Linked DNA regions of Homo sapiens: region 1 is linked to region 2. A link is an interaction called in ENCODE POLR2A ChIA-PET data of the cell type or tissue named here. Cell type or tissue: Panc1. All regions are shown on one strand. Links, peaks and the distances in the headings refer to the core of each region. The heading gives the core; the rest is flanking DNA. Region 1 holds the start of LOC124901429 (a long non-coding RNA gene). Region 2 has its middle 87 kb from the start of PLEKHG1.

Region 1 (8,337 bases), core at 128-8,127, 62 kb before region 2:
GCATGGGAGTTAACACTTAAGACTTCATCTGCTCAAAAGGTGTCCTTTATCATCTGAGAGAAGAAACTTTTTTTTTTTTTTTTTTTTTTTTGTGACGGAGTTCAGCTCTGTCACCCAGGCTGGAGTGCAGTGGCGTGATCTCGGCTCACTGCAACCTCTGCCTCCCAGGTTCAAGCAATTCTCCTGCCCCAGCCTCCTAAGTAGCTGGGATCACAGGCACGTGCCACCACACCCATCTAATTTTTGTATTTTTAGGAGAGACAGGGTTTTGCCATGTTGGCCAGGCAGGTCTCGAACTCCTGACCTAAAGCGATCCACCCGCCTTGGCATCCCAAAGTGCCAGGGTTACAGGCATGAGCCACCCTGGCCAGCCAGAAATCTTCTTTATTGCTAAGTTTATTAATAATTCACCTTGACTTTTCCAGTCTATGAATTATCTAAGCAGCTTGCTTGTCTCTTTCTCAGTGGAAAGCCTCTATCTGCAAGGCTCTGTGTTTCCTGGAATTTTGAGTTAAAAGAATGCAAGAGAACTTGCACAATGTCTATAGAACTAGAGATCTGAGCAAGCTATGGGATGAATTCCCACATCCTTGGGTTGAGGGATACAGTTTCGTGTTTTTTAAATTGAAAAGGTAGATGCAAGTGTCAGGAGGCCCCAGTAGCCAGTGTCCTTCTGGTAGTATGAGGGGGTGGTGGGTATCCACCTCTGGCTGAGCAGAATGGGTGACAGCCTACCATGCTTGCATTTCTCCGTCTACGTATTCCTGGTAGACTTGCGAATGATTGTGTGAGGAGGGTTGATCTAGCAGAGATTTCCAGAAGGCACTAAGGCATCCAAGCAGGAAAATAAAAGTGTAACTTTCTCTTTCCACATCTTCCTGAGCATGGAAGGAAAATGCAAACAGGAGCTTCTTATTTCCACTTCATCAGGTACTCTGTGTTCTCTTCATTTTCTGTCCTCCGGCTTTTAAAACAAGTTCAAAACCACATAAGCAATACATTTAGGTGTACAAAAATACAAGTGCAATGCTGGAGTGGAGTGATGTGATCTTGGCTTACTGCAACCTCCACCTCCAGGGTTCAGATCCTCCTGATCCTCCTGCCTCAGCCTCCTGAGTAGCTGGGATTACAGGCATGCACCACCATGCCTGGCTAATTTTTGTATTTTTAGTAGAGACGGGGGTTTCACCATGTTGGCTAGGCTGGTCTCGAATTCCTGACCTCAAGTGATCCGCTGGCCTTGGCTTTCCAAAGTGCTGGGATTACAGGCGTGAGCCACCGCGCCCAGCCACAAGTATGCATTTTCTAAATTTGTAAATATATGGAAATAAATTCTGGAAGTATAGACGACAGACTGATATTGAAGGTCCACTCGATAGAGAGGATGGGGGAGGATGTGGGGAGGGCCGAGGCTGGAGCAGGGGTCCGTCAAAGGGGACTTTGGCCTTATTTGTAACATTTTAATATTTTACTTGGCGAATAGTTTGTACTAAATGGCCTTATTCCCAGAATCCTCTGCGGTCTTGCCAGTGATTCTTACACTTCGCATTCCCCACTTACGCATCCAGTTGAATCATTCAGGTTCTGGGGGTGCAGTGTGTGTGTTCTGAACAAAGGATTATGCCATTAACAAAAGAGAGCAGCCCACTGAAGTTTGATGTCATTAGGATGGTAACAATCCCCACGGAGTCTTTCCACAAATAGGTAACAATACCTTCTCTCCCTCCTCTAGGAGAGTGCCTTCCTGGAGCCTGATTTCTGGTTCTGAGCGGAAAGCCATTGTCCCAGGCTCCACTCAGTCTAGTTGCAAGTGCAGATCGGAGGCTAGGAAAGTCCCCTCATCCACTTCGCACAGAGGAATTGATTCTCGGAACCAGAGGAGAAAGGCAGGAGGCAAAACACAGAAGGCAGGGAGACCCCTTCACCCCGGCCTTCCTGCTTCCTGCGCCAGCCTGGCCACACCCTCCTCCCAGCCCAGCCCCAACACCGCACTTTCTCCGGGTCCTGTCGTTCTTCTGTGTGCACCTCGTACTCCAGCCAAAGGAAAGTTCCTCCTGTTTCCAGAACGTTCGCATGCTTTCCTGCAGCAGGTCTTGTTCACGCCTGTTCCTCTGCCTAAGGTAATCCTACCAGTCCTGCACGGCCACCTCTAATGCTGTCTCCAAGAATGTTTAGTCTCCCTTAGCCTGCCCACCAGATGTCCTTTCTTTGTGGTCCAACCCCCCTCACCACCTGAGGGCCCCCCATGTCTCGTGAGAAGTGCCCTTGTCTCCTCCTCCTGTCTCCACGGGGAGAGAGTGTAAGCCCCGTGAAGGCAGGGTGGTGCGTGACTCATCCATCCATCCTTCCTCCTTCCCATACGCCAGTCCTTATTCCAGGATTTGGAGATGTAAAAATGGACAAAAGATTGCCCCTATTCTCCTGGAGCTCATCTTAGGGACTCAGATAATTACCAAAGTCAGGGAAGGACCGTGGGCCCCTAGCCTCCAGGTTGACAGCTTCTACCTACTTGAGCATCTCGAGGAGCATGCAAGCCCGGCCTCTTCTTTGCATTCACTATATCTCAAAACTGAGAGGAAGCCTCATTCTCCACAGCGCCAGGGCCCTGAGTAGAAGGTGGGAGGGGAGCCTACCTTTCCAGTGCAAGAGGGAACGGAGGCCCATAAATTATACAGAGATGAGCGGTTCAGTCACGTCAGCACAAAGGAACACCTTCCATCTTCCTCGTGTAGACACTGGGGGAGAGGCTGAGTCACTACATGACTCTGTTCCCTGGGTGCGTGCATGTGTGTTTATGTGTGTGTGCATGTCTGCATGTGTGGGCACATGTGTATGTGCACAGGTGCATATGTCTGAAGAGAAGCAGCTGTTGGAAAGCCTTGGTGTGATGAATTGTCACCCTGTGTGCCTCCCTGGGAGGGTCAGAAGGGCCTGGTTCTGGGCACAGGGCCACTGGGTCCTGCTGGCCCTTCCCCATTGGTGGTTTTAAGGACTGCTCCTATCTCAGGATGGAGGGGAGTGGAGAAGCCAGTCCCCCCTGGCCAGCTCCTTGCTGTGGGCACTCCCTAAAACATCTGTGGCCTTTGGGAGAATGAAAGAGAAATGAGCCGCAGCCATGCGGTATCCCGGGGGCTGGCAGGTGAGCACAAGATGGGTCAGGATGTAGTTCTGGCTGTGTCAGTGTCCGAGAAGAGGGACCATTCTGTGGGCCTTACGTAAACCACAGCACAGGGGACTCAGCTTCTGGCTAAGAGAGTGAACCCCTGGAGTCCAAGGGCCTGGGTTCAAATCTTGGTTCTGTTATCTACTTGCTGAGAGCCCTGCAGCAGCTACTTTAATGGCTCCAGGCTTCCGTTTTCTCATCTGTGAAATGGGAAGAGCAAATAGACCTCCCTCAAAGAGTTGCTGTAAGGCTTAAATGTAAAGGACTTTGAATAGTACTTGACACAGAGTACGTATGCAAGAAAAGGTAGCTGGGTTTTGTTGTTGTTGTTGTTTTGTTTTTGAGTCAGAATCTCACTCTGTTGTCCAGGCTGGAGTGCAATTGTGTGATCTTGGCTCACTGCAACCTCTGCCTCCCAGGTTCAAGGCTGATTCTCCCGCCTCAGCCTTCTGAGTAGCTGGGATTACAGGCATGCACCACCATACCTGGCTAATTTTTATATTTTTAATAGAGATAGGGTTTCACCACGTTGGCCAGGCTGGTCTCGAACTCCTGACCTCAGGTGATCTGCCTGCCTTGGCCTCCCAAAGTGTTGTGATTACAGGCATGAGCCACCGTGCCCAGCCTGGTTTTTTTTTATTATAGTAGGACACAATAAATAGGAGATGGCACCTCCTACTTGTCTATCTAATACATACAGACCAAGTTCAGCCATATGTGGTGATAGCATTAGAGAACATCCCGCCTTACACGGCAGTGCTTTCTCCTCCTTTGAGGTGACTCCACCTCTCCCACCCATCTCCCCCACGCAGATGTCCAGCACCCTCTGTTGTCTTCTTGGCTGGCCAGGTAAGGCACTCTTACTGTACCTGTCCAGGGAAGCCCACACCAGACAGAAGCCCGACTCTGGAGTAAGCATGAGTAAGCGCGCCCCTTCGAACCTCAGAAACTCTTTGAGGCCAGAAGCAGTGTCTAACTGCTTCCTTCCTCTTTTTGTTCACAAAAATCTTTTAACCACTCCCTCTTCTGTGTCAGATGCATAAATAGTTGTTCTCTTCTGTACTATCTTCTAGAAAGTTGTTCTAAGTTGGACATGAGCTAGAGTTAAATCATGTCCATGAGAGAACATTGCTTGTCATTCTAGCCTGGTACTCTTGCCTTATTTAATTGATGGTGACATTTTAGGGATCACAAGTAGGCAAGAGAGAGAAATTTGGGGGGCAGGAGGTGTAAAGCTGGTCTAGAACAATTCCCACTCGCACTTAGAATCACCTCACGAAGCAACCTCGGACCCCACTTTAGTAAAAGCCACCCACGGTGCTTAGATCTGTTGAAGAAACATCATCTCCTGCACCCAACAAAGGCGATCTGACACAAAATTAGTGTGACCTGTTTCAATCAGTTGTAAGTAATATTTTTATGTCCTAAAGCAAAATATCTGTAATGCCCTGAAATTTTGAACAAAAATAAGATTTTGGTTTTGGTTTATACACATAAGCACAAAGCTACCTCTTTTCAGGGGTTGAACCTTTATATTTGTCTTAATTGCATTTTTACAAATATGATTTGCCCATATTACAGCAGATTTGTAAAGGGGCAGGTAAGCAAAGATGAGGAAGACAAGAAATAAATAAGCTGGGAGGCTAAAGAAAACTAACATGAGTACCGTATGCATGATGGTTTAGTAGCAATTTTTCATAAGCATTTCATTTGAGGCATAGAGCAGGTAAGTATTCTCCTACTCATTCTACAGATGGAGAAATCAAGGTGCAGGGGGGTTATATGGCTCTTCTTCAGAGCTTGAGGCTTTTTGGATGCCACACTTAGTGTCTATTCATACTGCCTCTCGTGGAAGGGAGCGAGGGGTAAGGCTGGGGAAGAAAGGGGTGCAGATGAACTTGGGGTAAATGCAGAAGACTGCTGGCACTGGGTCAGCAGGGGACAAAGCCAGAGCAGTTGTTGCAAGCGCCACCACCACTCCCGGAAAAGGCTGACAGGGCAGCCACCTGTGCACTCCTGGTCTGCTCTCAGCCCACTCTCTGTGAGCTCATCCCCACTGTGTGAGCTGATCTGACCCACTCACCAGGAAACACCTCACTGCAGTCGCCTCCAGCACCCCTTGCAGAGAGGCCCCTCTACCACTGCTCCCTCCTCCTGTTTCTTATGTTCTCCTCAGAAGCCACCACCCAGGACTTTGCAATGAAGGTTTTGATTTCGTCTGAGATTGCCCCCAGCCCCCCTGCCTGGGGCCCTGCCCTGCTCCTGCTGGCTGACATCGCTGGCCACTGCTCCCTGAGCTGGGTCAGTGCACAGCCTGGAGTGATTCCTGATGACGCTGGGAAATGGACCTATGACCCCTGCTTGTGAAGGGTCAGTGAACTTTCTGGTGGTGCACAGGGTGTCAGAACAGTGTCAGCAGGGCCAGCGGGGGAAAGTGCTGACAACTGTAGGCCCAGGCAGGACCGGCTCCTCCCTCGGAAGACTGCAAGCAGTGATAGCCATCTGTCCTTATCTCCGCCCCTCCAGCTCCCACAGCCATCCAGCTGACTTCCAATAGACAAATGGAAGTCAAGGGTGTCTGAAATTAACCAGTCATCTTCTCCAGGCCATTTTCTCATGGAAAGGGATTAACCTAAAGAAGGATGTGTGTTTTCTGGAAGGATAATAAATCTCTGCTCCTCTTGGGTTTTTCCTCCATTTTTCTCTTCCTTTTGTTACTTACACTCTTGCACCTATTCTAGGCTTTTCCACTTATATTTACTTTTCTATTTATACATTGAATTGAATACACAATTATGCTCTCATAGTGTATCTCTAAATACTACTCTATTCAAATACTATGTGTTAAAGTCTGTGCCAGGCACTGTCCCAAATACAATGAGAATTGGATCTGGTACACAAATAACCTCACTACAGATAGGGGGCAATAAATGTCATAAAAGGGATGCAAAGACATGGCTATTGGGGTGTAGACAAGAGTAGACCACTAGCAGATGAAGTGATTGGAGATGGTCAGGAAAATATGACATTTTAGCTGTGCAGTGAATTGGGTAGTAATAGGCAGAGAGAGTACAGCATTGAGGTCTTTTGCAGGATCTGGTGCAAAGTGGACGTTCCACAAATTCCAGGCAGAAAGGACAGCATAGGTAATAATGTAGAGACACCAAACAACAAGCAGCCTTGTTTTTACTGATGAACTGATTCGTTTGGGAAATGTTTGCTACTGTGCAGCAGGCATGGTTCTCAGTGTTAGGAATCCAGGAATAAACTGAGCACACAAAGTCCCTGCCCTCAAGGAGCTTGTGCTTTAATAGCAGGAGAAAGACACGAAACAAATACCATAATATGCCAGGTGCTGTTAGGCACTGAAAATAAAATTAAAGCTGGCCAGGTGCAGTGGCTGACGCCTATAATTCCAGCACTTTGGGAGACCGAAGCATGCAGATCACTTGAGTCCAGGAGTTCTAGACCATCCTGACCAACATGATGAAACCCTATCTCTACTAAAAATACAAAAGTTAGCCAGGTGTGGTGGTGCACGCCTGTAATCCCAGCTACTCGGGAGGCTGAGGCATGAGAGTTGCTTGGACCCAGGAGGTGGAGGTTGCAGTGAGCTGAGATCATGCCACTGCACTCCAGCGTGGGCAGCAGAGTGAGACTGTGTCTCAAAAAAAAAAAAAAAAAAAAAACAAATAAATAAATAAAAGCAGGATAAGGGGCAGAGAGTGACAAAGGACATATTTTTAAGAGGGTCATCAGGGAAGCCCTTCTAACAAACAAAAATCTTCTGGAAGTGACAGGGGCCACCATGCAGGTGTTGGGGGATGTAGCACCACAGGTGGAGCGACTAGCACTCTTAAAGGGCCTGCAGAGGGAACAGCAGAGTGTATCCAATGAACACAAATGAACCAACGTGGCAAGTTACCAAGCAGGTGAATTATAGAGATGAGGTTAAAGAGACCCTCAGGGCCAGATCATACGGGGCTTGGTGCACCACAGTAATGACTTGGGATTTTATCTTGAGAATGTAGAGCAAAGCATGAGCTCATTCACGTTACTGAAGGACAACTCTGGCTGCTGCAAGGAGAATTGACTATAAAATAGGTTGAAGCTGGGGATCAGCTATGAGTTGTAGGGGGTACCTTTTCCTGGAGTGTGGTACATGAATCCAGTATATAAGTTTATTTTTCCAGGAAATAAATCTAGAGAAGTAACTTGGAACCAGACCATGAGGGTTCCATCTTGAGAGCCAGGTTAATAAAATTAGACTTGGTTTCACTGACAGTGAGGGTCCACTGGGAGATTTCAGCAAAACAAAACGATCATTGTTTAGTTTCTGAAAGATACAAGGGAACTCTGGGCTCTGCCCCTGAGACTTGAGTGATGTGAGTCCTGCTTCTACCAGTCATCAGCTCTTAAACCTTGGGCAAGCATTGAACCAGCCTAAACTCTTGTTTCATTATCTGTGGTTAATTCATCTGTTCCTTTGCTCGTTATACTGCACAGGGCTATTAGGAGGACAATGTGGTAGGAATACACATGCAAGCCTTCGGTAAACTGTGGCACAGAATTAGGCTTCAAATCCTGGCCACTCGGACTCTGCTGTATCCTGCAGCCTGGACAGGAAGACTTGTGAGTTCTCTGGAGAGCTTATAGATGCTGCTACAGGCTGCTGCAATGCTAGGAGGAGGGATAGGTGTGGGAGATGAAAGATTGCCCTGGTGCAGGAAGAAGCAGTAGAAGGAGCACTGTTACAGGAGACATGGAAATCTCTGCCAAAAGGAAAGAAACCAAATGAATATCGCAGTTGGGGACGGGGCAAAGAAAGGCTATACCAAAGAGGGCTGTTGAAGTCAGAAACCTGACAGCTTGGATATTATAACTGAGGAATAGGAAAGAATCAAACGGTAGGGTTTTTCACTTCAAAGACAGGAAGCAGGATGAGTGATGACAGATAGGGGACCTATGGGAAGGGAGGTCATTTAGGAGGGAAGATACTAAGCACTGGGCATTTGCAGCCCACAGCACCACCAGGACAGATAGTGAGAGCGATCTCATAAGCAGCTGGGCACAGGGGTTGGCGCCCAATCTGTGTTGAGTTTAGCTGAATTGACTGTAGTCACATAAGAAAGTAACACTGGAGATGACGATTTGGATGGCGTCATAGAGTAAAT
Region 2 (8,337 bases), core at 237-8,236:
AAGCCCACTCTTCCTGGAGGCTCCCTCCCGGCTCGCTCCTGAGCCTCCTCCAGGACTGTCTGTATGTTCCCAGCAGCTACCCGGTCATCATGGTCATCTCTTGCTCAGACATCTGTGCCTCCGTTGGTTAGATCATGTGTATCTTCCTCAAGTTCTGCCCTTCCCCCTCCTTGATTTACCCAAAGCATGGACACAGCTTCTACCTCAATTCCATAAAATACAGCTTAGCAATAGACTTAAGTGTTCAAAAAGAGTCTAACAAGGGCTTGGCTCTTACATGATGCAGGAAAGACATATCTTATTATCTGTGTGACCTTGAGCAAGTTACCTGATCTCTCTGTACCTCAGTTTCCTTATCTGTAACGTGGATATACTAAAAGGACTTAGAGCTGTGAGGGTTAAATGTGCTCATTTATGTAAAATTAACAGCACTTTATAAGGATTAGCCTTTATTATTCTTGTTGTTCATGGTGATTGTGTAGTATTTCAGGAAAACTTAGGTCAAAATCAGATATCACTACCAGAATCCAAGAGCCATGCTTCTCCCAGGGGGCTCCTGTTGGCCGTCATTCTGTTGTGTTTCCAGAGTGAGTATCTTAAAATTGTTGAAGTTGAGAAAGCTGGCAGGTTCTCCAGTGGAAGTCCTTTGTCCCCATCCTGTCTGAGTCTCTGCCCTGCTTGAGTCCAGTCTGATTGGGGAGGGGACACTCAGCACCCTCCTCATCTCTGCAGATGTCCCGCTCTGCCCACAGGTCAGCACTCGCTGTCTCAAACACCTGCGCCCCTTGGTCAGGTCTTTCCCAACCACAGAGTGGGCTCTTGCCTAACACCCTCATGACAAAGAAAACAGGTTTCCTTCCAGAGCAAAGAGAGGGAAGCTAGTTCGGCCTTTACCCCAAAATGCAGAATCACTTGCAGTCTCTGAAATAACAGTTTTTCCAACTTTGACAATTTTAAGATACTCACTCTGGAAACAAAAACAGAAGCTTTCCTGTATGCATTTTTTTCCTACCACCCCAAGCACCAGGAGACAGAAGCAGAGCATTTTACCCATTCCATCATGCTGCAGGTGTGCGTGTTTACTTCTGGTGAACATACATAGGTCTTGAATTTCAGCAGCAAAGAAACAAGGAGTTGATGTGGATGGCCAGTGCAGGCATAGTGGAGACCCAATCCCCTTCACACATGACAAATGTGCTGCCATGTTCTGGGTGAAAACTCTAAGCTAAAAAGGGATTTATATATTTCTCAGTGATAATATTCTGTATTCACTGAAGGTCTGCTGTGAGCCAGAAAGTGTGCTATGCTATGAATGCGTTTCATCTCTGAATTTCCCAGGAGTAGGCATTAGTATCCTTAATTTACAGGTGAGGAGGTGTAGAGAAGTTAAGAAAGAACGCTCAAAGCCACAAAGATTGTAAAGGGCTGACTGAGAATTCAGATTGCTGTCTCTCTGACTGAGAAACCTTCCTTTTTCCTGATACATAACATTGTTTCACCTCCCATAAATCAGAGTGGAGCCATTTTCAAGCCACCTTGGACAAACGGCGACTCTAACGGCTACTCTGAAGATGTAGAAGTTAGTGACAAAGATTGAAGAAGACAAGACATTCCTTCCAGGATTTTTCTTGCAAATTTGAACAGCATCTTAGCTTATCTTTGCGTTTGCCTTTGTTGTGTCTCCTTGGGGACAGGAGAATTAATGTTCCCTTTCCTCTGTGCATGTAAATATTCCCTAATAAATTATACTTGTTGACAGTCTGAGAGAAAGTCTTTCATCATCCTACACAAGTTTGCTTAGGATAAAGCCACTAAACCGGTTCACACAGAGTGCACTGTAGAGGGAGGTACAGGTTTGATGGTTGCAGGTTTAAATGCCATCTTTAGGCAGATGATATGCAAATTTTCAGCTAAGTCTTCTGCTCTGAACTCTGGATCACATCTCTAGCTGGCTCTTTGATGCCTCTGCTTGGATATTTCACACTGCCTAAAATGTAATGTGTTTGAAATGAAACTTCTGATTTCATTCTTCCCCCTCCATAAACATGATCCTCCCCATTTTTTTTCTAATTTTAGCAGCTGAACCACCCTACACCAAGGAGACATTGAAGAGTTTTTAATGACATGACCAGATTTATTTATCATCCTGGCAACAATGCGTCATCAGGATTTTCACAAATGAGAGAAGTGAGTTGGTGGTTAGTAAGAAGGTCAATCTGTAAAGCTTTGTGACTGATTGAATGCCTTTTTAAAATCTTAACAAAAATTATATGTAAGTATAAGATAATGAAATGTGTTTATAGAAATTTCTGGCTGGGTGCAGTGGCTCATACTTGTAATCCCAGCACTTTGGGAGGCCAAGGTGGGCCAATCACTTGAGGTTAGGAGTTTGAGACCAGCCTGGCCAACATGGTGAAACTATATCTTTACTAAAAATACAAAAATTAGCTGGGTGTGGTGGCAGGCACCTATAATCTCAGCTACTTGGGACGCTGAGGCAGGAGAATCGCTTGAACCTGGGAGGCAGAGGTTGCAGTGAGTTGATATTGTGCCACTGACCTCCAGCCTGGGTGACAGAGTGAGACACCGTCTCAAAAAAAAAAAAAAAAAGAAAAGAAATTTATATTAAGTCTATCCATATGAAATAGTCGTTTATAGGTCAACAGATGTTGAAAAATGGCAATTTAATATGTTATGGCACAACAGACAGGCATCTCTGTCCCTCAAAAGTATTAAAATACCTAGTTTCGGTAAAAGCATCAGAAAACAAACATAATCATATGCTGCTGGTATAAGTTGTGGAAAGCTTTCTGCAAGGCAATCACATTCAAAATCTTGGAAGGGTAAAAATCTACAGTGTAATTTTACATCAGACAATATGAAAATATCAGTGTAAAAGGATATTCATTGCAGTGTTGTTTATGATAGGAAAAGTTGGAATTAATTCCAATGTTCATCTACAAGAGACTTTAAATGAGGGTCATCTGTTCCATGAAATAGCATATAACTATTAAGACAATAATGTAGCATTAAATCTCATGTCATGAAAAGCTGTCCACAACATATTGTTGAGCAAAAGGGCAAGACAGAAAACAGTATGTATAATATGATATCACTTTATTCAAAAATATAAGATTCTATATCTAATTATTATAATATGCAGAGAACATCACCTGGAAGAAGATATTTCTAAATATTAACAGAGGCTACATCTGGGTCCTGAGATTTTAGATCTTTCTTTATATATACTTTTTAGCATTTTCTAACAATTTTGGGACAGTTTATATTATTTTTGTAATCAGACAAAAGCTACATTCAAAAGAAAAAACCAACTAGCTAAAAAAAGAAGCATCAAAAGTATTTACATACATGGAGGAATGATCACTTGTTGGGGAAGATACTAGTGTTTAAGATGAAACCCCCTAATCTTTGATATTAGCAATGATGACACCTTCCTACATTTTTCATGATGCAAACATTACAGACAGAGAGTATGTTCTTCTAGAAGACAGTCCATGAGTGAACAATGATCGTACCACAGGTTTATACCAAACACAACTTCTAATGACCTCTGAAGATATCCGCGGGTATTTCCATTTTCTCACAGATCCAAATGTCTCTGTGGGTTGGATGCTCGCTGTGGATTTTAATACCATTAAACATCAATTCTAAGTTCTGAAGAAAGGCAGCTCTTTCCTCAACAATTTGGTTTTTTTTTTTTTTTTTTTTTTTTGATTCCTGATTTCCTAATTTCTAGTCTAACAGCATGTGACTTTGTTTGCCTAACTTGGGATTTGGGGGCTGAGTAGATCTAAGAGTGTGACAGAACCTTTTGTGAAACGAAAACCCCCCCTCAGAAAAAAAAAAAAAAACAGGGTTTCTTTTGTTGCTCAAGCTGGAGTGCAATCATGGTTCGCTGCAGCCTCCATCTACTGGGCTCCAGCAATCCTCCCACCTCAGCCTCCCGAGTAGCTGGAACCACAGGTGCATGCCTCCACACCCAGCTAAGTTTTGTGTATTTTGTAGAGATGGGGTCTTGTTATGTTTAGGCTGGTCCTGAACTCCTAAGCTCAAGTTATCCATGCGCCTCAGCCTCCCAAAGTGCTGGATTTATAGGCTTGAACCACCACACCTGGCTGAGAACCTCTTTGAATGTCAATGAGCATTTGTCTCAAATAGTCTTATTAGTCCATATCACCAACATTTTCTCATCTGGGAGTCCATGCCCTTTCTGCTGGCAAGGTGGTGTATATGTTGATGAGAGGGCATCTCCTTGGCAGTTCTCTCCAATAGGAATACGAGAGACACACATGTAATCAAAATTTTCCAGGAACCACATTACAAAAATAAATAAAAAGAAATAGATGGAATTGATTTTAATACTGTATTTTATTTAACCCAGTATGTCCAAAATGTTAGCTTTTTTTTTTTTTTTTTTTTTTTTTGAGACAGAGTCTAGTTCTGTCACCCAGGCTGGAGTGCAGTGGCATGATCTCTGCTCACTGCAACATCCGCCTCCCAGGTTCAAGCGATTCTCCAGTCTCAGCCTCCTGAGTAGCTGGGATTATAGGGGCCCGCCACCACACCCAGCTAATTTTTGTATTTTTAGTACAGATGTGGTTTCACTGCGTTGGCTAGGCTGGTCTCGAACTCCTGACCTCGTGATCCGCCCCCGTCAGCCTCCCAAAGTGCTGGGATTACAGGCGTGGGCCATTGCACCCGCCCCCAAAATGTTAGCATTTCAACATGTAATCACTACATACAATTACTGATATCGTTAACATTTTCATTAGCTTTATGTCTTAATCCTGCCATTACTTTAAACAATAGGCAAGCAAATACTTATAACTGTTTAATTCCCCTTCCCTTCTTAGATAAATGGTGGCATGCTGCTGTATTGCTCTGCATCTGGCTTTTTAACTTCATACATGTGGAAATCCCTCAACTGCAATATATAGATATCTTCATACATTTTTATAGCTGCAGAATACTGCATTGTGTGGGTGTTCCATTTCAACCAGTTTCCTACTAATGAGACTTAGGCTGTTTTCAGTCTTTCCTTATTACAGGTAGTTTTACAATAAGTAGCCTTAAACAAATGTCATTCATATTTTTGTCAGTATACTGTAAAGACTCTTTAGAACTTACAACTTTTGGGATTCTATGCCTAATATGTAAAAGATCTGAAAGAAATTCAGGATGTGACCTTGGCTCTCCAGCGGTTTATCAACAAAAAGAATAAAATGATGACATTTACACTTGTGTTTTGCATGAACTCTTGCCGTTGTTTCTCACCACTCAGAAACAATCTCAATAGGCTGGCATCATTTCTAACAAACTGTGGGAGGATATGGTCTAGATTTGCCCCTGTGAAGCTAGTAGGTCCTGGCCAGGCCTTTTAAGTGCAGTTTCTTCTTTGCCTCGAAAGGATTGTACTCCTCAGATGGGCCACCGCAATGGTATCACAAGGGAACTGAGCATGAATAAAGATAAGCCATTCTTTCATAATGTGTGGCCATCCAGTGCTGTGGCAGAGAAAAAAATTGTTTTTAAACAACATCAGACTGGCTTGCCTAAAGGTAAGTGTGCTGAAGGTTCAGGGACATGTGGTTGGGAATAGTAGAGTCTTGGACGTTTCTGAGTTTGGGCAAGGCCTCACTGTGGCCATCACCACCATCCAACCATAGGGTGGGAGACTCAACTGGGGAGACAGGAGAAGTCATCTCACTGAGCATCCCCTGGCCTCTTTACGGCAGGCCCTGCTGCCATTGTCTCCTTTCAGACTGGTGGAATAGCATATCAGTTACAGCATATGACTGTAACTGATCATTTTCACCAGCAGACCTTAAATCCAGCACTCAGGAACCACTGCAGAAATCTCAGCACATCACTGGTGCTGGAAAGTTAATAATAGTAACAAAATTGTGGGCACTAGAACTTTGTATTAAGCAGAAATTAAATTGACTTAACGAATCCCAAACAGTAGCAAATTTTTCATTGCGTATCCCTCTATTGAAGAACTTTTGAATATTTCCAAAATTTGACAATCCTAGGTAGAGGACACTGGCGGGGGAAGAAAGTCTTGGCCAAGTGTTTCTCCATTATTGCAACAACCCTCAGAAGACACTAATCTCCCTTCCAGAACATCACACCACTGAGAAGGGAGCCAGTGGTTGCTTTGAGCCAATAAAAGGATAATTCTCCTTCTGTCTGATTTATCTTTACTCTAAGCTTTTGAAGGGGAAGGAATTCTTATGATCCTGGAAAAGTGCCACTTAGGACTACATTTTAATTCTTTAGGACGGTTTGAAGTAAGGACCTCAAGGGTTGAAATAGCTGTCCTTATACACTAATTATAGTTAATAGTTGAGAGGAGATAGGCTATTAAAGCAGTGGAAGCTGGAAGACAGCCCACAAACAAATTTTAAAAGTTCACACCACTGCACTGCAGCCTGGGTGAAAGAGCAAGACCCTGTCCAAAAAGAAATAAATGAAATGAAAGTTGTTCATTGACTCTTGAATAGGTGGAGTTTTTTTCTTTTCTTTTCTTTTCTTTTTAAGTTCCTCCTTGGAAAGTCCTGAGCTCAGATTTTAAAATAAATTTCCAGATATATCTCAGCTAGTCCCAGCTCCCTCTGCTTGTAAAGTCACATGGCCTTGAGAAATGTCTTGGTACTGGAGTTGGTAGGAATTTACTTCTTCTATCTGTGAGATGATTTGAGCTGACTTTGGAGCCCAAGTGGTTTGCGTGGATTGAGACCAAAGACATGTTTGAGTCAACGAACTGGTAAGTAGTCACTGGCTCTAAACCTGAAAACTCCAGAAGGTGCTGCCGTCTTTGAGGAAATTTGCCTACAGACCAATACGCCAAGAGATCCTTTCCCAAGAGGGGCTCTAGCTCGGGGCAAAGGGAAACTTTTGCCGTAGGAGATGTTACACAAGAATCCAAGAGTCACCTCTGCTTAGGTTTCTACTGGAATGCATTTATCCAGTAAATATTTCCAAAGTGAAGTCATGATATTAACATTTTGGCCTTTTCTAGTGTGTTGGCTAGAAACACAAGAAACCATATGCACCTCCAAGTGTCCTCGTTCCTTCGGTTGGAGGGTTCTTGGGGCAATGGGTAAGCAATGGCTGTTTTTGAATGTGCCCAATCTGCCAAGGGACAAACAATGGATGCAAATGTGGTAGGGAGGTACAGCATAGGATAGTTCTGCCTGTGGTATAGGTAGGATGCCGACAATTTTAATGCAGACAAAGGGAGAAAATCTACATCATGGTGGTGTACCCTTCAGGAAACGTGTCATACCTCTCATGGGAAGTTCATGGCTATGGGGGCTTTGGAAGCACCCATCTAGGAGACATTTATGGAAAGATTGCATCTTGACCCTTTGAAACTTCTCATGCACCTGCTGAGGGGAATAAAAAACCCCAAAAGCTTTGTAAAATATTTAAAGAGGTTTATTCTGAGCCAATAGGAGTGACCATGGCCCACGGAACCATCTCAAGAGGTCCTGAGAAAGTGTGCCTGAGGAGACTGGGTTACAATTTGGCTTTATACATCTTAGGAAGTCAGGAATTACAGGTAAAATCATAAGTCAGTATGAGGAAGGTGTATTTTTGTTCAGCCTAAAGAGGCAGGATATCTTTTCTTGAGCTAAGATAAGGGGAGTTGTGGAGCCCAAGGCTCTTGTTATGTAGATGAAACTCACAGGCAGCCACCTGCAGAGAAAATAGATGGTAAGTGTCTCTTTTTGGACCTTAACGGTGTCACACTCTCATTTAATCTCCTAGATCTGGGAAAGGACTAGAAAGGGGAAATATGGCTGCATTAATGGAGATTCTATAACAGATGCAAATTTCCCCCCACAAAAGATGGCGTTGCAGGGCCATTTCAAATATGTCACAGGAATATATTTTGGGGTAAAATATTTTAATTTGCTTCAGGGTCTGCTATCTGTCATGTAAGGTTACACCAGACTCAGGTTGGAATGTGGCATCTTATTTCTAAAAAGTCTGTTTTGTCAGCCTCATGACCTCTATGTTAATGGTAATGCTGGTCAGTTATGCCTACTCTCCAAAGGGAGGGGTACAACAGCACATGTCTGATCTGCCTTCCTGTCATGGCTGGGAGTTCAGTTTTTCAGGTTTTTCTGGGGTCCCCTTGGCAAAGAGGGGCATCTCTTCAGTAGGTTAAGGGGTTTAAGATTTTACTTTCGGTTTACACACCTGAGTTCACTGGATTGGCCAATGCTGCATCACTTTGTGCGGACATAGGCTCTAAGAAGACATGTGCACAATGGTGCTAGATCTTTGCAGAATCAGATGCCTGGGTGA

What was found. Peaks named below come from ENCODE experiments on the same cell type or tissue, not always from the same donor. Only the 100,000 strongest peaks of a DNase experiment are listed, where the experiment ranks them.
Region 1: POLR2A ChIA-PET joins it to region 2 with 10 read pairs; 3 of 35 experiments call an interaction of 5 or more read pairs at or near these places.

The regions. Positions count from the first base shown.
Region 1 is chr6:150,570,440-150,578,776 of GRCh38, reverse strand. It overlaps LOC124901429 (a long non-coding RNA gene), which reads left to right and starts at 1,742. Exons shown (of 2, transcript XR_007059810.1): 1 at 1,742-2,120; 2 at 5,340-5,860. In Panc1, for the core only: no CTCF peak of the experiment used is centred there; no DNase peak of the experiment used is centred there.
Region 2 is chr6:150,508,615-150,516,951 of GRCh38, reverse strand. It overlaps the pseudogene LOC100420304. Among named protein-coding and RNA genes, the nearest start is that of PLEKHG1, 87 kb to the left of the region's middle. In Panc1, for the core only: no CTCF peak of the experiment used is centred there; no DNase peak of the experiment used is centred there.